2 separate regions of the Homo sapiens genome follow, and region 1 is linked to region 2. Evidence: chromatin loops called from intact Hi-C (ENCODE). Cell type or tissue: lower leg skin. All regions are shown on one strand. Each heading gives the region's core, and the rest is flanking DNA. Links, peaks and the distances in the headings are about the cores only.

Region 1 (14,704 bases), core at 3,642-11,641, 310 kb after region 2:
AATGTGACTGTGTCCTTGCCTGTCCGGGGCTGTGTCCAGGATGAATTCTGCACTCGGGATGGAGTAACAGGCCCAGGGTTCACGCTCAGTGGCTCCTGTTGCCAGGGGTCCCGCTGTAACTCTGACCTCCGCAACAAGACCTACTTCTCCCCTCGAATCCCACCCCTTGTCCGGCTGCCCCCTCCAGAGCCCACGACTGTGGCCTCAACCACATCTGTCACCACTTCTACCTCGGCCCCAGTGAGACCCACATCCACCACCAAACCCATGCCAGCGCCAACCAGTCAGACTCCGAGACAGGGAGTAGAACACGAGGCCTCCCGGGATGAGGAGCCCAGGTTGACTGGAGGCGCCGCTGGCCACCAGGACCGCAGCAATTCAGGGCAGTATCCTGCAAAAGGGGGGCCCCAGCAGCCCCATAATAAAGGCTGTGTGGCTCCCACAGCTGGATTGGCAGCCCTTCTGTTGGCCGTGGCTGCTGGTGTCCTACTGTGAGCTTCTCCACCTGGAAATTTCCCTCTCACCTACTTCTCTGGCCCTGGGTACCCCTCTTCTCATCACTTCCTGTTCCCACCACTGGACTGGGCTGGCCCAGCCCCTGTTTTTCCAACATTCCCCAGTATCCCCAGCTTCTGCTGCGCTGGTTTGCGGCTTTGGGAAATAAAATACCGTTGTATATATTCTGCCAGGGGTGTTCTAGCTTTTTGAGGACAGCTCCTGTATCCTTCTCATCCTTGTCTCTCCGCTTGTCCTCTTGTGATGTTAGGACAGAGTGAGAGAAGTCAGCTGTCACGGGGAAGGTGAGAGAGAGGATGCTAAGCTTCCTACTCACTTTCTCCTAGCCAGCCTGGACTTTGGAGCGTGGGGTGGGTGGGACAATGGCTCCCCACTCTAAGCACTGCCTCCCCTACTCCCCGCATCTTTGGGGAATCGGTTCCCCATATGTCTTCCTTACTAGACTGTGAGCTCCTCGAGGGCAGGGACCGTGCCTTATGTCTGTGTGTGATCAGTTTCTGGCACATAAATGCCTCAATAAAGATTTAATTACTTTGTATAGTGCTTTAAAGGAGTCACTTCCACCTTGTTTCTCGCAATAACCGCTCTAGCTGAGCTAGGGTGGGCATCATAAAGCCTTTAACGGGAGAGATATGGGACCTAGAGCCGCAGTCCTGGGGGAAGTCACGGTTGAACTTTAATCTCCTGGGTCTATCCTGCATGTGGGTGGTCCCACTGGTGAGGGGGAGACCGGGCGAAACCATTAAGCAGCATGGAGGGGCGAATGGGGCTTTTAGCAATGCCAGGGAATAGAGAGCTTTGTCTAATGAGTTTATGTACCCTCCCTAGGCTCCACCCGCCTTGTCATCCAGCCAGCCGTCTGCATTGTTTTAGAGACGGGGTCTCTGTTCACCCAAACTGGACTGCAGTGGCCCAATCATAGCTCACTGCAACCTCTAACTCCTGCCTCAGGCTCCCAAGTAGCTGGGACTACAGGCTTATCCCATCATACTTGGCTAATTTTATTTTTTGTAGAGATGAGGTCTTGCTATGATGCCCAGTCCTCCTGCCTTGGACTCCCAAAGTGTTGGGATTACAGGCAGGAGCCACTGCACCCGGCTTCATCTGGTTTACTAAGAGTCATTAAGCCTGGGTGCAGTGGCTCATGCCTGTAATGCCAGCACTTTGGGAGGCAGAGGCAGCTGGATCACCTGAGGTCTGGAGTCCGAGACCAGCCTGACCAACATGGAGAAACCCTGTCTCTACTAAAAATACAAAATTAGCTGGGCATGGTGGCACATGCCTGTAATCCCAGCTACTCGGGAGGCTGAGGCGGGAGAATCGCTTGAACCCAAGAGGTGGAGGTTGCGGTGAGCCGAGATCACGCCACTGCACTCCAGCGTGGGCAAAGAGTGAAACTCCGTCTCAAAAAAAAAAGTCATTAACTGGGCTTACCTACTGTGTCCCACTTGTCTGTAGGACCCGGGGGTGCTGCTGTTGGTCTTTGCTTGATGTTGGGGACCTGGGGCTTGAGCCCCACCTCCATCTCCTTCCAATCAGATGAAGGCCTGGCCCTAGAGGCACTGGAGGGGAAAAGCCTGGTTTGGGAATGAGAGAGTTCCTGGTAGGCTTTGCGACTGCTTGATGGGAGGAGGATCAGATGTGGGGAATAGTGAGATCATAACAGTATATTGCCAATATTGCTATTGATAGCCAATATTACTATTGATAATGGGGAGTAGTGTGAGGTAACAACAAAACAATAGCAAATAAGGAGAATAGCAACAAAATAGAACATCAATAAGAGTATGAGCTCTTATTCTGAAACACATATATTGCAATACATGTATAGAGGGAAACATCAGTGATGGTAAATGTAGTGTTGGGAGTATTAATGATTTTTCTTTTTTTTTTTTTTTGAAATGGAGTTTTGCTCTTGTTACCCAGGCTGGAGTGCAATGGCACAATCTCAGCTCGCCACAACCTCCCCTCCCAGGTTCAAGCGATTCTCCTGCCTCAGCCTCCCGAGTAGCTGGGATTACAGGCATGTGCCACCATGCTTGGCTAATTTTATATTTTTAGTAGAGATGGGGTTTCTCCATGTTGGTCAGGCTGGTCTCAAACTCCTGACCTCAGGTGATCCACCCACCTTGGCCTCCCAAAGTGCTGGGATTACAGGCGTGAGTCACCATGCCCGGCAGAGATTTTTAAATTTTAATTTAACTTTTATTTGTATTGTAGAGATTGGCGTCTCACTATGTTACCCAGGCTGGTCTCGAACTCCTGGGCTCAGATGATCCTCCTGCCTCTGTCTCTCAAGTGCTGGGATTACAGATGTGAGGCACCGTGCCCAGCTGTGTTAGTGATTAAAGACAGTCTTACTAGATGCCAAGTCTATGCTATCAGTTTACAGCCATCATCTCATTGACTTTTCCACATATTTTCAGATGGGATGATTGGGGAAACTGAGGCTCAGAATGATGAAGTAATTACCCACAGCAAATAATACATTGATTATGTGCCAGGTACTGTATTAAGTGCTGTACTTGGATTAATATATTTAATCTACAAAACCATCCTATGAAGTAAGTGTTAATCACCTGCATTTTACAAGATGGGGAAATCAGGGCTAGAGAGGTTAAGAAACTTGCCCCACGTCACTCAGCTATTAAGCAGTGGAGCTCGGATTTGAACACGGGCAGGTCAGCTTTACAGAGTGTACCAACACTGCCATAATGTTTCCCTCAGCTTGACTAAACTTTAGACAGGCTTCCTCCTGCCTCTAGGCCCTCAGAATCCAGAGGGTCTAACCACAGAGGCCCCTTACCTCCCTTTTCTTAGAGCATTTACTTGAGAAAACTTGTCATTGTAAATTATTTCTTTGTCCATTTGAGATGGATATAAACCTCTTTAAAAGTCTTGGCCGGGCGCGGTGGCTCACGCCCGTAATCCCAGTACTTTGGGAGGCCAAGGCGGGTGGATCACGAGGTCAGGAGTTCAAGACCAGCCTGACCAACATGTTGAAACCCCGTCTCTACTAAAAATACAGAAATTAGCCAGGTGTGGTGGCAAGTGCCTGTAATCCCAGCTACTCAGGAGGCTGAGGCATGAGAATCGCTTCAACCTGGGAGGCGGAGGTTGCAGCGAGCCAAGATCACGCCATTGCACTTCAGCCTGGGGGCGACAAAATGACACTCTGTCACAAAAAAAAAAAGAAAAAAAAAGTATCTTGCCAGTTGATAGCCCAGGAAATGGAGTCTCACTATGTTGCCCAGGCTGATCTTGAACTGGGGTCAAGCTATCTTCCTGCCTTGGCTTCTCAAAATGCTGGGATTACAGGGATGAGTGACCAGGACCCAGGAAACTATCTTTTTGAAATTGTAAACATAAAAGGAAATAGCACTCCTATCTCCCCCCAGGAAGGTGAGAGCCTAACTTTGGTACATGACTCAGCTCTCAGTTGTAAAATACCTCCTGTCATGAAGACAGAAGAAAGTTGCCTTCTCTTCTGGGTAAAGCCGATTAAAAATGCAAATGACCTACAATCGCCATTCACCCCAGCTCAAAATCCCTACCACTCAGCTGGGCGTGGTGGCTCATGCTTGTAATCCCAGCATTTTGGGAGGCTGAGGCAGGCGGATCCCTTGAGTCCAGGAATTTAAGACCATCCTGGGCAACCTCGTCTCTAAGAAAAATACATTAAAAATTAGCCAGGTGTGGTGGCACGTGCCTGTAGTCCCAGCTACTTGGGGATGCTGAGGTGGGAGGATCGCTTGAACCCTGGAGGCCGAGGTTGCAGTGAACCATGATGGTGCCACTGCACTCCAGCCTGGGTGACAAAGCAAGACACTGTCTCAAAAAAAAGAAATCTGGCTTCCAATGCTTTTTTTTGTTGTTGTTTGAGATGGAGTCTCACTCTGTTGCCCAGGCTGGAGTGCAGTGGCGTGATCTTGGCTCACTGCAACTTCTGCCTCCCAGGTTCAAGCAATTCTCCTGCCTCAGCCTCTCGAGTAGCTGGGACTACAGGTGCACACCACCACGCCCGGCTAATTTTTGTATTTTTAGTAGAGATGGGAATTCGCTATGTTGGCCAGGCTGGCAATATATTTACTTAGCGGATCCATCCCCCTGAAAGTAACCAATCTTTTGCAGCTGTCACTGTCCAGCCTTCCCATCTTCTTGGGAGGATGACCTCCTTATCCATCTTGGCCTCTGAAACCCATTATGGGCCCTGAGACTCCCGCTCCCCCACCGCAACCCCTCCAACCTCCTTCCAGACAGTTACTTGCTTGTGTTCAGGAGGAGAAGAGAAAAGAAGAGCTTAATGTGTTTCAAATATAATCAATTGTTTTGCTCATCTAGTTTCTACTTTTAAGCTCCTAGCTCTGCTTTCTGTTAAAAATACCAGATTCTGGCCAGGTGTGGTGGCTCATACCCATAATCGCAACATTTTGTGAGGCCGAGGCGGGTGGATCTCTTGAAGTCAGGAGTTTGAGACCAGTCTGGCCAATATGGCGAAACCCCATCTCTACTAAAAATGCAACAAAATCGGCTGGGCATGGTGGCTCACGCCTGTAATCACAGCACTTTGGGAAGTCGAGGCGGGCGGATCACCTTAGGTGAGGAGTTCGAGACCAGTCTGGCCAATATGGCGAAACCCCATCTCTACTAAAAATGCAACAAAATCGGCTGGGCATGGTGGCTCACGCCTGTAATCCCAGCACTTTGGGAGGTCGAGGCGGGCGGATCACCTTAGGTCAGGAGTTCAAGACCAGTCTGGCCAATATGGTAAAACCCTGTCTCTACTAAAAATACAAAAATTAGCTGGACGTGGTGGCGGACTCCTGTAGTCCCAGCTACTCAGGAGGCTGAGGCAGAAGAATCGTTTGAACCTGGGAGGCGGAGCTTGCAGTGAGCCAAGATTGTGCCATTGCACTCCAACTTGGGTGACAGAGTGAGACTCTGTCTCAAAAAAAAAAAAAAAAAATCAGCCAGGCTTGGTGGTGCGCGCCTACAATCCCAGCTACTTGGGAGGCTGAGGCAGGAGAATCACTTGAACCCGGAAGGCGGAGGCTGCAGTGAGCTGTGATTGTACCACTGCACTCCAGCCTGGGCGACAGAGTGAGACTCTGTCTCTCTCTCTTTCTCTCTCTCTCACACACAGACACACACACACACACACACACACACACACACACACACAGCCAGATTCTGTATAACTTATTAGACTGGACACGGCTTTAAAGTGTTTTTAATGACAGCTCACCAAAACAGAAGTGAGAGAAAGAAGAAAAAGGACGAGGAGAAAGAAAGGGAAGAGAGAGTGAGAGGGTTTAGCCGTACGAAAAGCCACAGAGGGGGAAAGTTACAAAATCTCTTTCCTGTATTTTTTCCAAGGTTTGATGTCTGAGGTCCATGTGTGAGAAATTGATTTCAGCCTCTTTTTCAGGGCTTGCTGGGGACAAGGCAGGTGTGACAAGGGGCAGGGTGGATCTGCCTGAACTGGCCTTGCTGGTTTCTCTTCTTCCTGGGTTTGTGTGTTTTTAACGAAGGGCTTGTTTAATTTTAATTACATAAGCAAGACATGACTATCTTCTTGCTGTCAAACATTAAAAAAATACAGAGACAGCAAGAGAGAGAGAGAGAGAGAGTGCTCAAAAAGCCCTTTTGAGAAATGGTTGGTCAATCAGTTGCAGGGGAGGGAAATTGGGGTGCAATTTGGAAACGTCTTTCTAAATGACAAATGCAGATCGCTTCTGACTTGGCAGGTTTTTCTCTCAGGAATTTATCTCACATGTAGACATGGACGCCTGAGGCTGATGTCAGGTCTGCTCCAGGATGTTAATTGCAGTAGTGTTTGGAATAACAAAACATTAGGAATAACCTAAATGTTTATCAGGAGGGAACTGGTTATGCTTATGATGGTGTGCTCACACAGTTTGATGCTTTATGGGCATTATAAAAATAAAATGAGCTAGGTGCAGTGGTTCACGCTTGTAATCCCAGCACTTTGGGAGGCCGAGGCGGGTGGATCACCTGAGGTCAGGAGTTCAAGACCATCCTGGCCAACATGGCGAAACCCCCTCTCTACTAAAAATACAAAAAGTAGCTGGGCGTGGTGGTGGGTGCCTGTAATCCCAGCTACTTGGGAGGCAAGGCAGGAGAATTGCTTGAACCCAGGAGGTGGAGGTTGCAGTGAGCCAAGATCACGCCACTGCACTCTAGCCTAGGTGACAGAGTGAGACTCTGTCTCAAAAATAAATTAATTAAATAAAATAAATAAAACCAGGCACATCTATTTGTATTAATGTGGAAAGATCTTGAAAATAATGTTAAGTAAAATGAAAGATAAGATACAGAACAGTGTACCACTATTGTGTAAAAAAAAAAATCTGTGTGTAAATGCTTGTATATGCCTAGAACATGTCAAGAAATACCCACAAGGCAATAAATACCATTGCCTCTGGAAAGGGAATTGGGTGGCCATGGGATGGGGGTGGGAGGAAACTTTTCCATCCTTCCCCTCTGTGTGATGTTGGATGAGTCACATGTCTCCTCTGAGCCTCAGTTTCCCCATTTGGAAAGGGAGGGTCATAAAATGAGAGACTAGAGTTCTCCTTCCAGAGCCTGGCACACTGGAGATGCTTGTTGAAGAGAGGCTCTCCTGGCCGGGCACGGTGGCTCACACCTGTAATTCTAGCACTTTGGGAGGCCGAGGTGGGAGGATAGCTTGAGCCCAGGAGTTCTAGACCAGTCTGGACAACATGGTGAAACCTCGTCTCTAAAAAAAGTACAAAAGTTAGCCAGGCGTGTGGTGGCACGCGCCTGTAATCCCAGCTACTCAGGAGGCTGGGGTGGGAGGATCGCTTGATCCCCGGGAGGTTGAGGCTGCAGTGAGCTCTGATCATGACATTGCACTCCAGCCTGGGTGACAGAGCAAGACCTTGTCTCAGAAACAAAACAAAACAAAAAACCCCACAAAAACCAAACCAAACCAAACAAACAAAAAACAAGAACAAAGAGAGGCCCTCCTCCTACATCCATTCTCCTGGTCTGGGACTTCACAGGGAACTCACCCCAACTTTCTGCTTTTCCAGTGATGAAGAATCCAGTAGCAGTGACAGCCACTAGTCTATAGCCCATAGTGCAAGGGGATTTTTCCAACTCCCTGGCAATCTGGGGCAAGAAAGAGGAAAATCTTTTCCCACATCTCTTCACTTCCACCCACACCGTCGTTCTTGGGACCAACTGTGGGTTTTCCCTTCAGTATTCTCAAGAATCACTAGCATTCTCTCTTTACTGAGACCTCTGGGGGGAGTAGGATTGGACCACCAAGGGCTCACACTCACCCAGCCCAAGGAATGACCATGTAGGAACCCATCTCTGCTCTCCTTGCAAGGAGCCCGATGGCTGGGGTTCAAATCCCTGCTCCTGCTCTAGCTCGTGACTTTGGACAAGCCCCATCATCTTTCTGTGCCTCAGTTTTCTCATCTATAAAATGGCAATGGCTGGGTGTGGTGGCTCACACCTGTAATCCCAGCACTTTGGGAGGCTGAGGCAGTTGGATCACTTGAGGTCAGGAGTTCGAGACCAGCCTGCCCAACATGGTGAAACCCGGTCTCTACTAAAATACAAAAATTAGCCAGGCGCGGTGGTGTGCACCTGTAATCCCAGCTACTTGGAAGGCTGAGGCAGGAGAATTGCTTGAACCTGGGAGGCAGAGATTGCAATGAGTCAAGATTGCACCATTGCACTCCAGCCTGGGTGACAAGAGCGAGACTCCGTCTCAAAAATAACTAAATTAAAAAATGTGGTTGCTAGAAAAAAAATTTTTTTTTGAGACATGTTCTCGTTCTGTCACCCAGGCTGGAGTACACTGGTACGATCACAGCTCACTGCAGCCTCCACCTCCTGGGCTCAAGCAATCCTCCCACCCCAGCCTCCTGAGTAGCTGGGACTACAGGCATGTTCCACCATACCTGGCTAATTTTTGTATTTTTTTTTGTAGAGATGGGGTTTTGCCATGTTACCCAGGCTGGTCTCGAGCTTCCGAGCTCAAAAGATTCTCCCACCTCGGCCTTTCAAAGTGCTGGGATTACAATCATGCACCACCGTGCCTGGCCAGAAAATTTATTTTTAAAATTTATTTATTTTTCTTTTGAGATGGGTTCTTGCTTTGTCACCCAGGCTGGAGTGCAGTGGTGCGATCACGGCTCATGGTAACCTTGAACTCCTGGGCTCAAGAGATCCTCCTGTCTCAGGCTTCTGAGTAGATGGGACTACAGGTGTGCACACCGTGCCCAGGTAATTTTTAAAAGTTTTTTTTGAAGAGATGGAATCTCACTATGTTGCTCAGGCTGGTCTTGAACTCCTGGCCTCAAGCACTTCTCCCTCCTTGGCCTCTGAAAGTTCTGGGATTCCAGACGTAAGCCACTGCACCCAGCCAACCTTTGTTGTTTTGAGTCACTGAATTCTGGAGCTGTTTGTCACTGCAGCATAACTTAGCCAATCCTGACCGATACATTCCCTCATCTCCTTCCCTTGTTTTGCAATTGGAATCATTTACAAACTGGTGAAGTCCTCCTACTGACTATAACCCTGTTGTGACTCCCCAGCACTCGCAGGGTAAGATTCCAATGCCCTACCATGGCTTACAAGCCCACACAGGAACTGGTGACTGCTGCATGCTTGCCTTTAACCCCTCCCTACCCTCTGCTTCCTTTCACATTCCAATGACACTGAACTTTTCAGTTCAGAAAAGTTCAGTTCAGAAAAGTTTGAGCATCAAACTCTTCTGCTCACTCCCAGACCTTTGCAGTTGCTGTTCCTTCTGCCTGGAATGCTTTTCCATTGTCCTTCCGTCTCTACCTGGTGACACCTACTCTTTCTTTAAGACTTAGCTTGGATGTCCTCTCCATCAGGTATCTTTCCTGACCACCAGTCTGGGTCACATGCCTCATTTGGGGCTTCCCCCATTATTGTTTTGATCACTTGGGATTGTTGCTATCTGGATGTATTGGTCTGGTCTCACATTGCTATAAAGATTCTACCTGAGGCTGGGTAATTGATAAAGAAAAGAGGTTTTTATTTTTTTAATTTATTATTTTTTTTGAGACACAGTCTTGCTCTGTTGCCCAGGCTGGAGTGCAGTGGCACAATCTCGGCTCATTGAAACCTCCGCCTCCCGGATTCAAGTGATTCTCCTGCCTCAGCCTCCTGAGTAGCTGGGATTACAGGCGTGTGCCACCATGCCCAGCTAATTTCTGTATTTTTTAGTAGAGACAGGGTTTCACCATGTTGGTCAGGCTGATCTTGAACTCCTGACCTCATGATCTGCCTGGCTCGGCCTCCCAAAATGCTGGGATTACAGACATGAGCCATCATGCCTGGCCTTTATTTATTATTATTTTTTTTAATATAAGGTCTTACTCTGTTGTCCAGGCTAGAGTGCAGTAGAGAGAAGTTGGCTCAGTGTAACCTCCACCTCCCGGGTTCAAGCAATTCTCCTGCCTCAGCCTCCCAAGTAGCTGAGGTTACAGGTGTCCGCCACCATACCTGGCTAATTTTTGCATTTTCAGGAGAGATGGGGTTTCACCATGTTGGCCAGGATGGTCTTGAACTCCTGACCTCAGATGATCTGCCTGCTTTGGCCTCCCAAAGTGCTGGGAGTACAGGTTTGAGCCACTGCGCCTGGACTGAAAAGAGGTTTAATTGACTCACAATTCTGCATGGCTGAGGAGGACTCAGGAAACTTACAATTATGGCAGAAGGTCAATGGGAAGTAAGGCATGTCTTACATGGCGGCAGCAGAGAAAGAGAGAGAGAGACAGAGAGAGAGAGAGAGAGAGCAAAGGAAATTGCCACTTTTTTTTTTTTTTTTTTTTTTTTTTGAGACAGAGTCTCGCTCTGTCGCCCAGGCTGGAGTGCAGTGGCGGGATCTCGGCTCACTGCAAGCTCCGCCTCCCGGATTCACGCCATTCTCCTGCCTCAGCCTCCCAAGTAGCTGGGACTACAGGCGCCCGCCACTACGCCCGGCTAATTTTTTGTATTTTTAGTAGAGACGGGGTTTCACCGTTTTAGCCGGGATGGTCTCGATCTCCTGACCTCGTGATCCGCCCGCCTCGGCCTCCCAAAGTGCTGGGATTACAGGCGTGAGCCACCGCGCCCGGCCGGAAATTGCCACTTTTAAACCAACAGATCTCGTGAAACCTCCCTCATCAGCACAAAAACAGCATGTGAGAAACCGTCCCCATGATCCAATCACCTCCCACCAGGTCATTCCCTCACACATGGGGATTACAATTTGAGATGAGATTTGGGTGGGGACATGGAGCCAAACCATAACACTGGAAGATGTGTCTGTCTCTGCCCCTGGACTTTGAGTCTCCTGAGGGAAGGGCTGGGGCTATGTTGTCAGTGCCACACACACATCTCAGGGCTGGGCACAGAGGAGGGTTTCAATTATAGTTTGTCGAATGAATAGTGCATGACTTCAGATGTTAGGCAGATCTGTTCATCACAGGATTTCTGAGAAGCAAGGGTGCTGTCTCTTTCTCTTCTCTGCACTTTTTTCCTGACAGGCTTTCTGGAGAACTGAGACTTGAGAGCTGGCACAGTTTGTTCCTGGAGGCCAGCTCTATGCTGCAGGGAAGCGGTTGTGGTTTCTGTGGAAAGTCCCAGAGCAATTCATTTCTTCTTGGTTCCTCCAACCAATCAATCCAATCCAAATTCCTTTGCTGACTCAACACTTTCCCAAATTTTTATTTTTACTTTTGCACAGATGTTTAAAATGAATTATTTAAAACATAGAGAAGTTAAAATAATCTTACAGTGAACACTCATATATACCCATCACCTAGATTCTATTTGTATGATTATTATTATTATTTTTGAGACAGAGTCTCACTTTGTCACCCAGGCTGGAGTGCAGTGGTGTGATCTGGGCTCACTGCAACCTTCACCTCCCAGGTTCAAGCGATTCTCCTGCCTCAGCCTCCTGAGTAGCTGGGATTACAGGTGCCCACCACCACGCCTGGCTAATTTTTGTATTTTTAGTAGAGATGGGGTTTCACCATGTTGGGCAGGCTGGTCTTGAACTCCTGGCCTCAAGTGATTCATCCGCCTTGGCCTCCCAAAATGCTGGGATTACAGGGGTGAGCCACCGTGCCCAGCTCTATTTTTATTTTATCTTTGGACACAGGGTCTCACTCCCATAGCCCAGCCTGGAGTGTAGTGGTGCAATCTTGGCTCACTTCAGCCTCGACTTCTGTGGCTCAGGTGATCCTCCCACCTCAGCCTCCTGAGTAGTTGGGACTAGGGGCATGTGCCACCACGCCTGGCTAATTTTTTTTTTGTAGAGATAGATAGGATTTCGCCCTGTTGCCCAGGCTGGTCTCGAACTCCTGTACTCAAGCCATCTGCCTGCCTTGGCCTCCCAAAGTGCTGGGATTACAGGCATGAGCCACCGTGCCTGGCCCCATCACCTAGATTCTAAATTAATTAACATCTTACTCAACTTGCTTTATCAAGTATTTACCCACCTTTCCATCCATCTATCCATCACTCCTTCTTGCCTTTTCAATGCATTTCAAAGTAAGTTGAAAAGCATATTTATTTAGTTTCTCCTCTTCAGGTAAAATTTACATATGCTGAAATGCACAAAACTTAAGCACATTGTTAGAGGAATTCTGACAAATGTGCAGGCCCGTGCCGCCAAAATCCTTATCTTGAATCAGAACATCACCATCACTCCAGAAGGTTGTCTCCCATCCCTTCCCAGTCAGTCCCTGGGTTTCAGAGAGGAATGTAGTGGGTGGGGTGGGAAGAGGAGGCAGAGGTTAGGCCTAAACCTTGAAGGGCCTCATAGGCCACAATAAGAAATACAATAACAATACAAATAGAACACTATGCTGGATGTTTTTCTTTTTTCTTTTCTTCCCTTTTTTTTTTGAGACAGGGTCTCACTCTGTTGCCCAGGCTGTAGTGCAGTGGTACAATCATAGCTCACTGCAGCCTCAAACTCCTAGGCTCAAGCCATCCTCCCTCCTCAGCCTTGGAAATAACTGGAATTACAGGTGCATGCCACCATGCCAGGCTAATTAAAAAAAAATTTTTTTTTTGTAGAGATGAGTCTCATTATGTTGTCCAGGCTGGTCTCGAACTCTTGGCCTCAAGTGATCTTCACACCTCAGCTTCCCAAAGTGCTGGAATTACAGGTGTGAGCTGCTGTGCCCGGACTATGCTGGATATTTTTTGTTTGCCTCTTCAGGTCCACTCTCCACCTCTCCCCGCCATACTCCTGGGAGTCTGACCATACCTTGGGATCAGCATGAACCACAATGAGCTTTCTGAACCTCTAGCTTTCTGCATCGGTTTGCCCAATGGGGAGACACTGGCAAGAAACTGGAGGGTGGGTATTTATTTCCCCAACTCCCTTCTTGATGTACGGTTGCCTTGGGCTGCCTGTATCTTTCTACCCACTGCCTCCACCCTTGTAAATAGACTCCTTTTTTTTTTTTTTTTTTTTTTTTTTTTTAGACAACAGTCTCTCTCTATCACCCAGGCTGGAGTGCTGTCAGTGGCGCCATCTCGGCTCACTGCAACCTCCGCCTCCTGGGTTCAAGTAATTCTCCTACTTCAGCCTCCTGAGTAGCTGGGATTACAGGCGGGCGTCACCACGCCTGGCTAATTATTGTATTGTTAGTAGAGATGGGGTTTCACAATGTCGGCCAAGCTAGTCTCAAACTCTTCACTCAGATGATCCGCCAGCTTTGGCCTCCCAAAATGCTGGGATTACAGGCGTGAGCCAGTGTGCTCAGCCCGATACTTACTTTTAATTACATGTAGATTAAGGCGCGGTTTATGCAGAAATTTCTAGGGAAGGGGTAATGACTTTTGGCTTGTGGGGTTATTGGCATGGAAAGGGGCAGTAACTCCCAGGTGTTGCCATGGCAACGGTAAACTGACGTGGCATACTGGTGGGCGTGTATTATGGGAAACTGCTTAGCTAGTCCTCAATTTGGTCCCATACCCAAGTCCCACCTCTGGAGGTGAGTCCAGCCTCCCACCTCAAAAACAGTGGCATTGGCCAGGCGCGGTGGCTCACGCCTGTAATCCCAGCACTTTGGGAGGCCAAGGCAGGCAGATCTCTTGAAGTCAGGAGTTTGAGACCAGCCTGGCCAACATGGTGAAAACCCATCTCTACTAAAAATACAAAAAAAATTAGTCAGGCCTGGTGGCGGGCCTGACTAATCCCAGCTACTCAAGAGGCTGAGGCAGGAGAATCGCTTGAACCCAGGAGGCGGAGGTTGCAGTGAGCCGAGACCATGCCGCTGCACTCCTGCCTGGGCAACAGAGTGATACTCTGTCTCGAACTCCCCCCACAACAAAAAAACAAAACAAAAAAGCCCCCCAAGCCCCAGAAAAACAAACAAAAAACAGTGGCATCTTGGTGGGGCGCGGTGGCTCATGCCTGTAATCCCAGCACTATGCGAGGCTGAGATGGGAGGATCACTTGAGCCCATGAGTCTGCCCAGCTTGGGCAATATAGCGAGACCCCATCTCTGCTAAAATACAAAAATTAGCTGAGTGGTACGCACCTGTGGTCTCAGCTACTAGGGAGTTTGAGTGCTCACCTAGCAAGCTAAAGTGCAGTAAGATAATCCAGAATGCAAGTACCACTCTAGTGACAACCATCATCACTAGTGTCATCAAGGGCACTTCATATAAAAGTGCCAGTGTGCATCAGGGATAAGAGTGAGACAACATCCACTGGTTCACGGTGAACCGATGAAACAAGAACAACAATTAGGAATTTATTAGGATCAACAGGACTATCCTAAATATCAGCAGTAAATTAGCACATCACAAGAAACTCATGAACATGGGTTAACAAAATGAACCACTGATAAGCCAACTTTTCTGTGTCAAAAGGTGGGAGGTTCACTTGAGCCCAGGATGACGAGGCTGCAGAGAGCCGAGATTGCGCCACCGCACTCCAGCCTGGGTGACAGAGCAAGACCCTGCCTCAAAACAAACAAACAAAACAAGAACAGTGGCACCTTAACTGTTAATTATACGAGAAACTGGGAGCTCCTGTAGGGTTTTCACCCTGCAAGTCAGATTGGTGTTTTCCATGCGCCCTCTGGCGGCTTGGAGCAGCAATGTCAGCTAAGCATCAGCATCCAGCCCCTGGCTGGACTCTCGGAAA
Region 2 (14,704 bases), core at 2,221-10,220:
TGATAGGGCCACTTCTGGACCACACAGCATCTTTGTGGAAATTAGAAAAATATACCCCTTCCTCTGGGTGGATGTAGCCACCAGTCAGGGTCTGACTGGGTTTTGGCCCCCTATCGACTCTCCACCCTCAACCACACGCTCTGAATGCTACAGCAGCCCGGGTAGCCTAGCTGAGACCATACCGGCATTGGGATTGGCCAGACCCAGTCTCAAATCCCAGAGTGGCTAAGCAACTTGCCCAGGTCACACAGCAGAGAGGAGGCCATGCAGGCTTTCCAAAGCTCAGAACTTAATGGCTTTTTGTCCAGGTGATTCTTAGGACTATGGGTGTATACTGGGAGGGGAAGGGAGGGAACCAGAGGGAAGGGGATGGGAGGGTATAGAGGGAAGGGGAGTGAATATCATGGAAACCTCTATGGTGGGGTTTTAGAACTAACCTACCCTTCCCCATAGGCAGGCTGTTAATGCCACTGGGCACCTTTCAGACACACTTTGGCTGATCCCCATCACATTCCTGACCATCGGCTATGGTGACGTGGTGCCGGGCACCATGTGGGGCAAGATCGTCTGCCTGTGCACTGGAGTCATGGTGAGTACAGCTGCCTTGGGGACATGATCCCTATCCCAAACTGGTCATCCTCTGGCCCCAGGAAGCCATGATTAAATGGGTTCAACACAGGCTCTCAGGGACAGCTCCTGAGAAACTTGAGTGTCTGGGGCCCCCAGAGCCCCATTCTCTCTTCAAGAACAAGATACTCACCTGTAATCCCAATATTTTGGGAGGCCAAGGTGGGAGGATCACTTGAGCCCAAGAGTTTGAGGGTACAGTGAGCTATGATCATACTGCTGCACTCCAGCCTGGGTGGCAGAGTGAGACCCTGTCTCTTAAAAAATAAAATAAAAAATCAGACCTAGGAATCCAGCCCCTAAGTCCTTGCTCTCTCTAGAACCTAGGGCCCCAGCCCTTATCCTCCTCAGGGACCCAGGCTCCTGACTTCGCAGCCCCATTTTCTTCCAGAACTGGGAAATCGTCTCCCAGCCTCCATCAAGGGTGTAGAGTCCAGTTATCAAGTGCATACCTGTGGGGCCAGGCTACCTGGGTCCGAATCCTGCGGCTGCCACTTCCTGGCTGGGGAGCTCAGGCGAGCCACGTGATCTCTCGGGGCCTCACTTTCCTCATCTATAAAATGGGGATGCTGATGCTCCTCATGGGCTTGCTGAGATGATTAAATGGGTCCAACTACGTAAAGTGCTTCCAACAGTGCCCAGCCCACAGGAGGTGCTCAGTAAACAGGTCTAGGGGTGGCCAGGCATCCAGCCACCCCACACCAGCTCCTGTTGCCCTCAAGGATGAGGCAGAGGCTCTGCAGCCTGAGTCAGCCTCTTCCTGAACCCTGACATCCACCTCCTTCCCTCCATAGACCCAGTCACTCAGGTCCTCCCACCCAGCCCTGGCCCCCTCTAGAGACTAGCACCTAATGCCTTGGCCTTCACCTCCCTACAAGATCGGGTTCCCCTCACCCTCGGGGACCTAAGCCACCAGCACCTAGCCCAGATGTGGGCCTAGGAAGGACATATTCATCCCCCAATCCCTAGGTGCACAGGTGAAGGATGTGGTGACCTCCACTCCCCCAGTGGTGAGTCTTTGGAGCAAGGGAAGAGGGGCAGAGACTCAGTTAGGGACCTGCAGCACCGCTCAGGACCTCCTCCCTCATTTGACAAAAGGAGAAACAGAAACCTAGAGAGATAGGGTGATGTGCACTTGAGCTCACAGCCTGCTCCTGGAAGAAAGGCTCCATGGCATGGTTGGGCCATAAAAGCTTACTTTTCCGGAGCACATACTCTGTGCCAGTCTCTGCCCTACACACTTGCCAGGGGTAATTCATGAAATCCACCTAGTAACCCTGTGAGGCCATTTCACAGATGAGACACTGAAATACTGAGAGATTAAATAACTTGCTCAGAGCTGGGCTTGGAACCCAGGCAGTCCCCTGGAGCCAGCGTTTGTGACTGGAAGTTGTTCTGAGTGATCAAGAGCTGAAACTATAGGGTTGGGGATGCTTCCTAGGAAGATTCCTTCTAACTTGGGGACAGGTGAGCAGATGCCACAAGCAGCTAGGAATTGCCAAGGCCTTGAAGGGCCAGGAGCATTGGGAGAAGGAAGGGAGGAGAATGAGTGTTCGGAGGAAGGTGCTCAGGGAGGGCAGGCAGCATGGAGCCAGGGCTGAGTTGTCCAGGTGGGAGGCATAGACCTTGGAAGGCCTTGGGAGCCAGGCTGAGACGTTCAGGCCAGTGGAAGCCTGGGAGATTAGAGGGGACCAAGGGGGTTAGGGGAGGATGAGTGGGAGGCTGGAGACGGTCCAGGAGAGAGAAGACAGGGCTGGAGCTAGGAAGAAGTTGTGGGAGTGGGAGAAGGATGGTCGCCCTCCACAGTGCAATGGCTGACCACATGAGCACTGAGGACCCAGAGGCCTGCCCCTGGCTCAGAACCCAGCCTTCCTCTCACTCCTCCAATCCTATCCTTCATTCAAGAGGCCACCCTGAGGGTGTGAATGCTATGCATCAAATTTGGGCTCGGACGTATGCGATTTATGATTCTAGCTCCACCGCTCTGAGCTGGGACCTTGGCTCTCCTCTCTGAGCCTCTTTGCTTGTCTGCTAACTGGGGATGGTCGTGCCTACCGTCTGTGGCTGTTGGGCGGGTTCAAGGAGGGAGTCGGTGGCACAGCCTCATGCCACGGTGCCTGCTGTGCCCACAGGGTGTCTGCTGCACAGCCCTGCTGGTGGCCGTGGTGGCCCGGAAGCTGGAGTTTAACAAGGCAGAGAAGCACGTGCACAACTTCATGATGGATATCCAGTATACCAAAGAGGTGAGATGGGCATATGGCACCCATGGGACACCCCTCTTCCAAGAAGCAGGAGTCCAGGCGCCCCTGCTTCCCCTAGGACCCAAGAGTCCCAGCCCTAGCCCTGCCTTCCCAGAACCGTAAGGGTCTATCTCCACGGACACTGTGCCACCCACCCCCAGATGAAGGAGTCCGCTGCCCGAGTGCTACAAGAAGCCTGGATGTTCTACAAACATACTCGCAGGAAGGAGTCTCATGCTGCCCGCAGGCATCAGCGCAAGCTGCTGGCCGCCATCAACGCGTGAGGGCCGCTTTGTATGCACACGTGTCCATGTGCACCCATGTCCAAGTCACCTCTCTGCACGGCTGTGTGTGTGCATGTCCATGCCTGTCCAGGTCAGGACACCCAGGTGTGGTCTCACTCAACATCCAGGTCTCACCTGGATCTGACCGTGCATGACTCTATGTGTCTGTGCTGGTTTGTCTCCGCATATCTCGGTGTGTCTGCGGACCTGGGTACCTGGGTTTCTACTGGGGATGGGGGCTCGTGGGGAGGCAGGGTGCATCCCCTCCCACTCTTTCAGCTCTTCGACAACTTTGTTTCTTTGTTTTGTTTCTTCATGTGCCTCTCCTCCCTTCATTCCTCCCCTGAGCTACAGCTACATTCAGGGACCAGGCTTGTAAAACTGACTCCCCACTTCTTCCCACAGGTTCCGCCAGGTGCGGCTGAAACACCGGAAGCTCCGGGAACAAGTGAACTCCATGGTGGACATCTCCAAGGTACTAGGATCCCGTGGGAGGAGGTCTTGAAGAAGGGGGAGGTTGGGGCCACAGGGAGGGAAATCTGGCCCTAGAACAGGGAACCTTGGCAGGGGCCTGGCACACACAGCCTGTCAGTAAAGGTCTGTGGTTGAATGAAGGAAGGAAGGAATGAATGATGCAACACAGAGCTTCTTACATTCATGAAAGGCACAGATCCCTTACAAACTGAAAAAAAAAAAATTGCACAAAGAACCCCAGTGTTTGGTTTCAAATTATCTTTATTGTTAAGTTACTTACATGTGGACGGATATAAAATTCCTTCCAACTACAGCTCATACAATAAAACCAAAGCAAATTTACAAACCAAGCCCATAGACGGCAAAACCAATACAATTAAAATGAACAACACTGACAAGGACACAGGTGACATTGTTTCCGTAAAACTCAATCTCTGCTGCTCTTGTGGAGGGGTACTCAGGGCAACAGGGACGTCCATGCAAGTTTGCCTGGCCAAGGCGTGACTCAGCTACCCGCCCCCTTCTTCTGCTGAGACCATTTGATTTCGCCAGTGCTTAGGGACAATGATGTCACAACACCCCCTTGGCCTGGCTCACAGCATCTTCTGCTTATCTGGTGGCCTTTGCTTTTTCTCGTTAGCCCACGACAGTTCAAACAGTGGCCCCTGGCAGCAATGCCATGGTAAGCACGGTCACAGATGCAGGCCCCAAAACCGCATGGCAGGTCTCAGTGACGAGGCAGTGGCCCAGATCTGCAGGAATTGGCAGGTGGTAATTTCTGAAGGTTATCAAGCCAAAAACACAGAATTCAAGAATTTCCATAGAAAATCCACAAACCCTCAGGGATCAACTAGTGAATCCTAGCCAGAGAATGCAGTAAAAGACTATGTGGATTTGGAAGTCAGGCATCATCCATGCTAGAAATATCTAATGAGCACCTGCTATGTTCTAGGTCTTATTTCAGGAGCTGCTTTGGGCATGTCATTTAACTGTTCCATGCCTGTTTCCTCAGCTGTAAGACAGGAACAGGATTCCCACTCCCTGTGGCTTTTGGGAGGATTTTAAACCATATAGGGAAACACCTGGGCAGGTAGCTGGGAAGTGGTAGGTGGTCAATACATGGTAACAGTTATTGTCGAGGGTAATCCTCAGAGGACCATAAGGATGTGGTCAATATTGGTTCCATTGCCTTACGCTATGGAGTAGGTGGGGGTCGACCCCAGCCCCGACACCTCTGATCCTCTCCTCCCACCCAGATGCACATGATCCTGTATGACCTGCAGCAGAATCTGAGCAGCTCACACCGGGCCCTGGAGAAACAGATTGACACGCTGGCGGGGAAGCTGGATGCCCTGACTGAGCTGCTTAGCACTGCCCTGGGGCCGAGGCAGCTTCCAGAACCCAGCCAGCAGTCCAAGTAGCTGGTGAGGGGGCTGGGACTTGGGCAGGAAGGCATCCTGGAGGAAGGGTTCCTGTGGCCAGCACCCTATGTGGCTAAGGGGGCGGGGGATGGCTGGGAGACAAGGCCGCCTTTTCTCATCAGCTCTGGCACTGTCTGGAGGAAAGGACTCAGTTCGGGGCTGGACTGGCAGTGAAGGAAGATGGTGTACCCTCTCCCCTTCACTGACCCTTGATGGCCTTCTCCCTCTTTGCTTGGTCTCTCTCTCTCTCTCTGCCTGTCCTGGGCACATTGTCTGGCTGTCCATCCAATGTCTCTGTCTAAATGCCCTCCTGCCCCCTGGCCTCGGGGCCCGGAAACACCTGCCCCCTGTCTCCCACTTCTGCCCACCGGTTTCTGTCTGCACCTCGGTGTGTCCCACTCTCACTCTCCCTCTTCCTGGCCTGCCTCTCCATCAGTCTCTCTGTCTCTCCAGGACCCACGAGGAGGAACCAGGCTACTTTCCCCAGTACTGAGGTGGTGGACATCGTCTCTGCCACTCCTGACCCAGCCCTGAACAAAGCACCTCAAGTGCAAGGACCAAAGGGGGCCCTGGCTTGGAGTGGGTTGGCTTGCTGATGGCTGCTGGAGGGGACGCTGGCTAAAGTGGGTAGGCCTTGGCCCACCTGAGGCCCCAGGTGGGAACATGGTCACCCCCACTCTGCATACCCTCATCAAAAACACTCTCACTATGCTGCTATGGACGACCTCCAGCTCTCAGTTACAAGTGCAGGCGACTGGAGGCAGGACTCCTGGGTCCCTGGGAAAGAGGGTACTAGGGGCCCGGATCCAGGATTCTGGGAGGCTTCAGTTACCGCTGGCCGAGCTGAAGAACTGGGTATGAGGCTGGGGCGGGGCTGGAGGTGGCGCCCCCTGGTGGGACAACAAAGAGGACACCATTTTTCCAGAGCTGCAGAGAGCACCTGGTGGGGAGGAAGAAGTGTAACTCACCAGCCTCTGCTCTTATCTTTGTAATAAATGTTAAAGCCAGAAGTTGCCATTTCTCTCTAAACATATCTACACTCCTAACTGGCAGACCGTCCAGTGGAAGACTGTTGCCTTGTCTGAACCTGTCTCAGAGGCCTTCTCCTGTAAGTGCCCTCCCAACTCTGTAGGCTGGGCAGTCCTCAGCAACAGTCCCCTGCCCAGATCTGAGGCAAAGAGCAACAGCTTTGAACTCAGACAGATCAGGGTCCAAATCCTGGTTCTACCATCCACTGGTGGTGTGATCTTGGGTAAGTGGCTTCACCTCTGAACAGTTTACCTCACCTGTGAAATGGGACTGCCTCCCCATGGAACTGCTGTGAAGATTAAAACATGGAGTAGCCCAGAGGCATTTAGTAGGAACCAAATATGTGAGAGAGAATCTTTTTTTTTTTTTTTTGAGATGGAGTCTTGCTCTGTCACCCAGGCTGGAGTACAGTGGCGCGATTTCGGCTCACTGCAACCTCCGCCTCCAGAGTTCAAGCGATTCTCCTGCCTTAGTCCCCAAGTAGCTGGGATTACAGGCACCTGCCACCACGCCTGGCTAATTTTTGTATTTTTAGTAGAGATGGGGTTTCACTATGTTGCAGATGCTGGTCTTGAACTCCTGGGCTCAAGCAATCTGCCCGCCTCAGCCTCCCAAAGTGCTGGGATTACAAGCGTGAGCCACTGTCCCTGGCCAAGAATCATTTTTATTATTGTTTTTGATTTTCACACACAATGCGTGGCTGCCCTTTTTCTGATTTTTTGTTGCTTTTCTCCCTCTATTCATGCCTTACCAGAATCTAGATGACAACTCACTCATCAAGAGACTAACAGAGGCCCCAAACCTCCCCAAACCACCCACATACCCGTTTCACATCCGCTCAAGAGAGGATGTGAAAGGGAAGGGGGCAAAGGAGGGGGGCTGGCACTTCCAGAGGCCCTACTGTGTGCCCAGCTCTGTTTATAAGTCACCATAACCACTCTCCTGACCCTCGTTACCCCACTGCACAGATGTAGAAACCGAGGTTTCAAGAGGAGCCAGGCCTCCCCTCAGGCCCCCAGCCGGAAGCTAGGAATACGGGCTGGAGAGCCCAGATTCACACCCATCCCGCCCCACTGCAAGGTGAGTCAGAGGCAGAGTGGCCTTGGGCCACAAACCGAGGACTGACTTCCCGCCGCAACTTCATTCCAGCTTGAGAGGCTGATTCATTCTTGCTTCCCTCCTCTTGAGGGGAAGATCAGGCTGCGAGTCATCCTTTTCTGTTGAGCTATCTTTGGATTTCCCTTAAAGTCCACAGCCAGCCTCGCCCCTTCATCCCTGAGAGCTAAATTGGAGCCTCCGCCACCCACTGCCACGAACTGCCCTTCCTCTGGAGGCCAGCCCACCTGGGGAGTAAAGGCGGGGACTCAAGAAAGGAACTGGATGAGACCTCCAGATATTGCTGACACCCTTCCCCTGCAAGAAGCTCTCCTGGCAGTGTTGCCAAAGCCCCTGCCAAACTCATTCTTCTGGGACCTCTCTTTCCTTGCCTCCACTCCCTTTTAGCTGGCAAACACTCCTTCCTACGCCTCCTGTAGGCCTCGGCTAATATGTCCCCTCCTCCAGGAGGCCCTGTCTGATACTCCTATAGCCTCATAAACCTATCCCTATCACGATAATAATATTGGGTCTGGCCAGGCATGGTGGCTCACGCCTGTAATTCCAGCACTTTGGGAGGCCGAGGCAGGCAGATCACCTGAGGCCAGGAGTTCGAGACCAGCCTGGCCAAAATGGTGAAACCCTGTCTATACTGAAAATACAAAAATTAGCCAGGCGTGGTGGTGTGTGCCTGTAATCCCAGCTACTCGGGAGTCTGAGGCAGGAGATCACTTGAACCCAGGAGGCGGAGTTTGCCGTGAGCCGAGATCGTGCCACTGCACTCCAGCCTGGGTGACAGAGCAAGACTCCATCTCAAACAACAACAACAACGACAACGACAACAAATTAGCCAGGTGTGGGGGCACACACCTGTGGTCCCAGCTACTTGGGAGGGTAAGGTGGGAGGAACACTTGAAGAGGCTGGGAAGTCGAGGCTGCAGTGAGCTGTGGTCGTGCCACTGCACTCCAGCCTGGGTGACAAAGTGAGACCCTGTCTCAAGTAGTAGTAGTAGTAGTAATAATAATAATAATAATAATAATAATAATAATAATAATAATAATAATAATGGGTCAAGCACCACGCTAAGCCCTTTTAATAAGTGACCTCACAAAAGGAGGCAAGGTAGGCAATGTTGGTCCCATTTTACAGATGAGGTAACTGCCCGAAGCCATAGCAAAGCAGTTTGGAGCCAGGATGTGACCCAGGCAGCCTGACCCCAGAGCCCCAGCACTTAGCCACCTGGCGCATTCAGACACTCAGGAGACCATCACATTGTATTTTCATTTTTGTTCATGATTGCGTCTTCAACACCAAGGGCCTGACATAGACAGGGCCTCAGTGAATGTCATTAAACGAACCCTCTGAATGCCTGGGATGGCCTGAAGCCACCCCATGTTGGTTTCAGCTGAGCCATCCCATGTTGATTTCAGCTGAGGCAAGGTCAGAACCAGTGAAAAGGGGCTTTTGACTAAGAACCTAGGAGAACATACAAGAGATCCTGTGTTCTGAATTATCTTGGATCTGCCCTGGCCCGCCTGCCCTCATTCTCCACTGTGGGGCTCAAGCCTGGATGCCCCCACTTCTGGCAGGTTTTGCACCCCCCTCACCAAATCAACACTTCCTGAAGGCCCTGAGCCAGGAGCTGGGCTGCAGACATGAATCAGAGGGCTCTGTCCTCCAGGAGCTGAGTCTCATGGTGATTTTGGCTCCTTCCTTCTCCTATTTCTGTTCTGCCTGCACTCTCATGAGGACTGGGTGGGGGAAAGGCGGTCCAGAGAGGGCAGGGGCTTCCCAGGGTCATACAGCCAGTCACGGGCCTTTCCCCTTCATAAATCCCCCAACTGCCCTTGAGGACCTTTCTAACACCCACACACTTCCCATTCCTCCCACTGCCCTCCTGTCAAAGTCTAGCTCTGAGTCCAGCTCTTTTTTTTTTAGAGACAGAGTCTTGCTCTGTCACCCAGGCTGGAGTACAGTGGTACAATCGTAGCTCACTGCAGCCTCGAATTCCTGCACTCAAGTGATCCTCCTGCCTCAGCCTCCCAAGCAGCTGGGACTACAGCTGTGTGCCACCATGCCTGCCCCCTTTTTTTCTTTAACTGACATATATTTTAACATACAATAAAGTACACAAATTTTAAATGTAATCTCAATATATTTCTTCAAATACATTCACCTGAGTAGCCATCACTCAGATCAAGCTAGAAGTGTCTAGCCCCCTAAAGCTCTCATTTCCCTCCCAGCCAACAGCCCCCTTCATCCCAGGAACCACCATCCTGACCTGTCTTGATTCCTTTTGTTCAACTTTGAACTTTGGAAGGAACCCTGCTGCACGCCCTGGTGTGTATCTGTGTCTTGGGCTCTGCAGGGTGGTGGTGAGATTCAGCCATGCTGCTCATCCTTTTCATTACACAGTAGTATTCCATTGTGTCAGTATGCCCACAAGCCTCACCCGGGGGACTCTGCAAGCTCAGTCTCTCCCCGTCTTCTGGCCTCCCCTTCTCCTCCCTGTCCTGGCTGCTCAGGCCACTAGGCTCCTCTTCCTTCCCAAACTGCCTGCTGCTCTCCCCTCCTTCTTGCCCCATCCACTCAGAATAAAAATAAACATCACTAACATTTATTCAGTTCTTTGTTGTAGAGACGGGGGTCTCACTATGTTGCCCAGGCTGGTCTCAAACTCCTGGGCTCAAGAGATCCTCCCACCTTGGCCTCCCAAAGTGCTGGGATTACAGGCAGGAGCCACCATGCCCAGCCCAGCTATTTATTATGGTCCATAAAGGAAGCTGTATCATCATCATCAACACCAGACTGGCAGTCCAAAGGCATGCTTTAAGCTTTTATGTTGTGTGGAATAGCTGCTAACATATACAAACCAGGAGAGTGCTTTTTATAATTTGGAGGGGGTGTCAAATGATAAAACTTTCCTTTCTTTTTCCAGGATGAGCTGGCCCTTCTTCAAGTCAAGTCTAGCCCCCTCACCCTGTCCACACCTCCTCAAAAAACAGCTCCAAAGTCTCCTGGTCTCTTTTCCCTCTATCATTCCCATCTGCACACAAACATGCTATAATTTCTCCCATCTTATAAACATCCCACTGGAACTTTCAGAAGCATTTTAGATTCTCCATTTTCCTTAAAGTTCACTATTCACCAAACTGCAAAATATCTGTCGCTCTGTCACCTAGGCTGGAGTGCAGTGGCGTGATCTCGGCTCACTGCAACCTCTGCCTCTCAGCTTCAAGCAATTCTCGTGCCTCGGCCTCCCGAGTGTAGCTGGGATTACAGGTATGCACCTCCACCACGCCCAGCTAATTTTTTGTATTTTTAGTAGAGATGGGGTTTCATTATGTTGGCCAGGCTGGTCTCGAACTCCTAGCCTCACGTGTTCTGCCTGCCTCTGCCTCCGCCTCCCAAAGTGCTGGGATTACAGATGTGAGCCACCAAGCCCGGCCATAAAGTTGGTTCTAAACTCCTGCTACATAGAATGACATAAAAGACTTTGCCAGACATAAAGAGCTAAAGATGCCAGACACACGGAAGACATGCTGTAAGATTTCATTCGCATGAAGTTCAAAAACAGACACAACGAATCTCTGTGCCTGTTTTTGAAAGGCATTAGATGGGTGGTTGCTTCTGGAGCAGGGGAATTGACAGGGAAAGAGCACAAGGAAGACGTCTGGGTGCTGGAAATGTTCTCTGATTAGCGGTTACATGGATGCATAAATTTGTGAAAATTCATTACCTGGTACACTTAAGATCTGTGCCCTTTATATACTTTACCACACTTAAGTTATATGTCACCCAAAAAGAAAATAAATAAAAATAAAGAAAAATAAGTACTTATACATTTTTCCTGATAGATACTGAGAAGGTTCCATAACACAGTTAGATGGGGGATCAAAAGTCATGTCTTTTCCATGGTGGACCCCACATCTGCCTCCAGCTGCTGCCCCGTGTCTCTGCTCCTTAGTCCATTATCTTCTCTTTGGAACCCTTTGATCCCATGGCGCCAGGTCATCCCCTCTCCTGACACTCCTGGCTCCATCTCAGCCCCTCTCCAGGATCCTGGCTTCTACATGCGGGATGCTCAGGCCTAGTCCCTGCTCTCTTCAACCTCTCAGCCTAGATGATCTCAGCAAATCATAGCTTTAAATATCATCTATAAATAGGCAGCTCCAAAATTTAGCATACTTGTATAGTTATTAACAAAATGACAGGTTATCTGTGATTTTCTTAAAACAAACAAAACTCCAGGGGGTGGCGGGAAGTATGCTTATATGTGGGAGGGAAAAATAGAAGACATAAGACAAGAAAAATGCAGATGTCTGTCAATATTGGGCGATGGGTACGTGGGAGTCTCTTCATACCATAACATCTTTGTGTGTATTTTTAAAACTCTGTAGTGACTGTAATCCCAGCCTTTGGGAGGCTGATGGGGTGGATTGCTTGAACCCAGGGGTTCGAGACCAGCCTAGGCAGCATAGTGAACCCTCATCTCTAAAAAATTAGCCGGGTGTGCTAGAGCATATGTGGTCCCAGCTACTTGGGAGGCTGAGGCAGGAGGATTGCTTGAGCTCGGGAGGTGGAGGTTGCAGGGAGCCAAGATCGTGCCATTGCATTCCAGCCTGGGTGACAGTGCAAGACTTTGTCTCAAAATAAATTAATTAATTAAACTAAATTCTGTGACGCAAAGTCAGAAAGTCTTTATCTACAAACCCCGGCTTTTTCCCCTAACTCCAACCACTTATTTGATGACCAACGTGCATCTCAAAGTTAAGAATTTCAAAGCTTGTTGATTTCCCATCAAAAGTACTTTTCCTCATCCCGGTAAAAAGCCTCAGTCTTAGGCCGGGCGTGGTGGCTCACGCCTGTAATCTCAGCACTTTGGGAGGCTGAGGCGGGTGGATCACGAGGTCAGGAGATCGAGACCATCCTGGCTAACATGGTGAAACCCCGACTCTACTAAAAATACAAAAAAATTAGCCGGGCGTGGTGGTGGGCACCTGTAGTCCCAGCTACTCGGGAGGCTGAGGCAGGAGAATGGCATGAACCCAGGAAGCGGAGCTTGCAGTGAGCCGAGATCACGCCACTGTACTCCAGCCTGGGCGACAGAGCAAGACTCCATCTCAAAAAAAAAAAAAAAAAAAAAAAAAAAAAAGTCTCAGTCTTCAGGCAGTTGGCCAGGACCAAAACCTCTCGAACTTTTTTTTTTTAATTATTATTATACTTTAAGTTTTAGGGTACATGTGCACAATGTGCAGGTTTGTTACATATGTATACATGTGCCATGCTGGTGTGCTGCACCCATTAACTCGTCATTTAGCATTAGGTATATCTCCTAATGCTATCCCTCCCCCCTCCCCGCTAGAACTTTTTTTAATGCTGCAAATAACATGATGTTTTAATATATGTACACATTGTGGAATGGCTAAATCAAGCTAATTAACATATGCATTATTTCACATACTTATTTTTTTGTGGTGTGAGAAAACTTAAAATCTATTATTTTAGTAAGTTTCAAGCATATAACACATTGTTATGAATGAGAGTCACCCTGTTGTACAACAGATCTCTAGGATGACTTTCAAGTCACCCCTGATTCATGCTTCCTCTCACACCCCATGTTTAATTTCTTGGCGCTACCTTCAAAAAAGATCCCAGTTCCTGACCCTTCTCAACTCATCTATTAGCACCACCCTCTTCCAGAACCACTATCCTTTCTTGCCCAGGCAAGGACACCAGCTTTCTCATCTCCTGCTTCCGCCCCTGCAGGCCATTCTCCTCACAGCAACCAGCACTGTTTTCACTGAACATTTTTGCGCATAGCTAATAATTACGTGGTTTAAAAAAACAACAACGCTTTTTAAGTTCCCATAGCCCTGACCCACATCTGTCTATAACCCTCATCCCTATAGGCAATCACTGTTAATTTTTGTTGTTCACTGGAGAAGTCTTTGTAAACATTAATTGGAACAAGCCGGTGCTTGTTTGTAGCCCTGCAATGGCTTTGTTACATTTGGAAGTAAATTCCAAATGCTTACCATGGCCTGTAAGACTTTATGTAAACTGGCCCTGTCTACAGCTCCGTCTCTAAATAATCCTGCCCTTCTTTCCCTCCCTTGCTCTGTTTCAGCCACTCTGGCCACCTTGACCATCCTTGGACAGCCAGGCCCACTCCCACTTTGGGGTCTTTTACTGGCCGTTCTTCAGCATCTTTAGATGGCTCATTTCCTGACCTTCCTTAACTGCATTCAGGCCTCTGATCAAATGTCATCCCCTCAAAGCGGCCTTCCCTGGCCACCTGTCACTCTCTGTGACCTCTATCACTGTCAATTCCTGTAACCTGACTTTTTTTTTTTTTTTTGAGACAGAGTCTCGCTCTGTTGCCCAGGCTGGAGTGCAGTGGTGCGATCTTGGCTCACTGCAAGCTCCGCCTCCCAGGTTCATGTCATTCTCCTGCCTCAGCCTCCGGAGTAGCTGGGACTACAGGCGCCCGCCACCACGCTTGGCTAATTTTTTGTATTTTTAGTAGAGACGGGGTTTCACCATGTTAGCCAGGATGGTCTCGATCTCCTGACCTTATGATCTGCCCGCCTCGGCCTCCCAAAGTGCTGGGATTACAGGCGTGAGCCACTGCGCCCGGCACCTGACTTTATTTTTAATTGAAAAATAAAAATTGTATATATTTATGGTGTACAACATGTTTTGTATATTTATACATTGTACAATGGCTAAATCAAGCTAATTAACATATGCATTATTTCACATATTTATCATTTTTGTGGTGAGGACACTGAAAATTTATCCTCTTAGCAATTTTCAAGTATACATTGTTACTAACTATAGTTACCATGTTGTGGACTGGATCTCTTGAATTTATTCCTCCTGTCTAAATGAAATTTTGTATCCTTTGCAATGTCTTCCCAATCCTCACCCCCGATTTTCTTTTCTTCCAAGCATCCTTTATCTGATGTCATCTGCCCCACTAGAATATCTGCTCCCAAAGGGCAGGTGCTTTTCCTATTCATTACAGGATCTCCAGCCTACAGCTGTGCCTGGCAGATGACTAGAGTTCCATAATTCATTCAACATATAAATGAAAGAAATGAACAAAAAGTGAAAAAGAGATGAACAGGGCCAGGCGCAGTGGCTCACACCTGTAGTCCCAGCACTTTGGGAAGCTGAGGTGGAAGGATTGATTGAGGCCAGCCTCGGCAACATGGTGAAACTCTGTCTCTACAAGAAATACAAAAATTAGCCGGGTGTGGTGGCACATGCCTGTAGTCTCAGCTACTCGGGAGGCTGAGACAGGAGAATTGCTTGAACCTGGGAAGCTGAGGCTGCAGTGAGCTATGATCATGCCACTGTACTCCAGCCTGGGTGACAGAGGGAGACCCTGTCTCAAAAACAAAAAATAAAGACATGAACAGATCATTTGGCAATGGCTCTCAAAATTCCCAATGTGCATACCCTTTGACCCAGCAATTCTACTTGCACTTCAAATGAGATAGTCTACTGACAATACTAACATATACA

The links. A loop is a pair of places that touch in the nucleus more often than their neighbours do. Peaks named below come from ENCODE experiments on the same cell type or tissue, not always from the same donor. Only the 100,000 strongest peaks of a DNase experiment are listed, where the experiment ranks them.
Region 1: a loop joins it to region 2, with 4 times the contacts of the local background. A loop is called at or near these places in 6 of 110 quality-filtered maps.

The regions. Positions count from the first base shown.
Region 1 is chr19:43,447,142-43,461,845 of GRCh38, reverse strand. LYPD3 (LY6/PLAUR domain containing 3) reads left to right here. Exons shown (of 5, transcript NM_014400.3): 5 at 1-1,059. The coding sequence ends at 495. Among named protein-coding and RNA genes, the nearest start is that of LYPD3, 11 kb to the left of the region's middle. In lower leg skin, for the core only: no CTCF peak of the experiment used is centred there; no DNase peak of the experiment used is centred there.
Region 2 is chr19:43,757,885-43,772,588 of GRCh38, reverse strand. KCNN4 (potassium calcium-activated channel subfamily N member 4) reads left to right here. Exons shown (of 9, transcript NM_002250.3): 4 at 454-589; 5 at 2,760-2,870; 6 at 3,029-3,147; 7 at 3,557-3,626; 8 at 4,882-5,049; 9 at 5,500-6,056. The coding sequence ends at 5,046. Among named protein-coding and RNA genes, the nearest start is that of SMG9, 10 kb to the right of the region's middle. RefSeq lists silencers at 6,170-6,333, 7,897-8,122 and enhancers at 6,720-6,809, 7,240-7,469, 7,490-7,549. In lower leg skin, for the core only: no CTCF peak of the experiment used is centred there; DNase peaks (open chromatin) are centred at 4,197, 5,098, 5,908 and 7,169.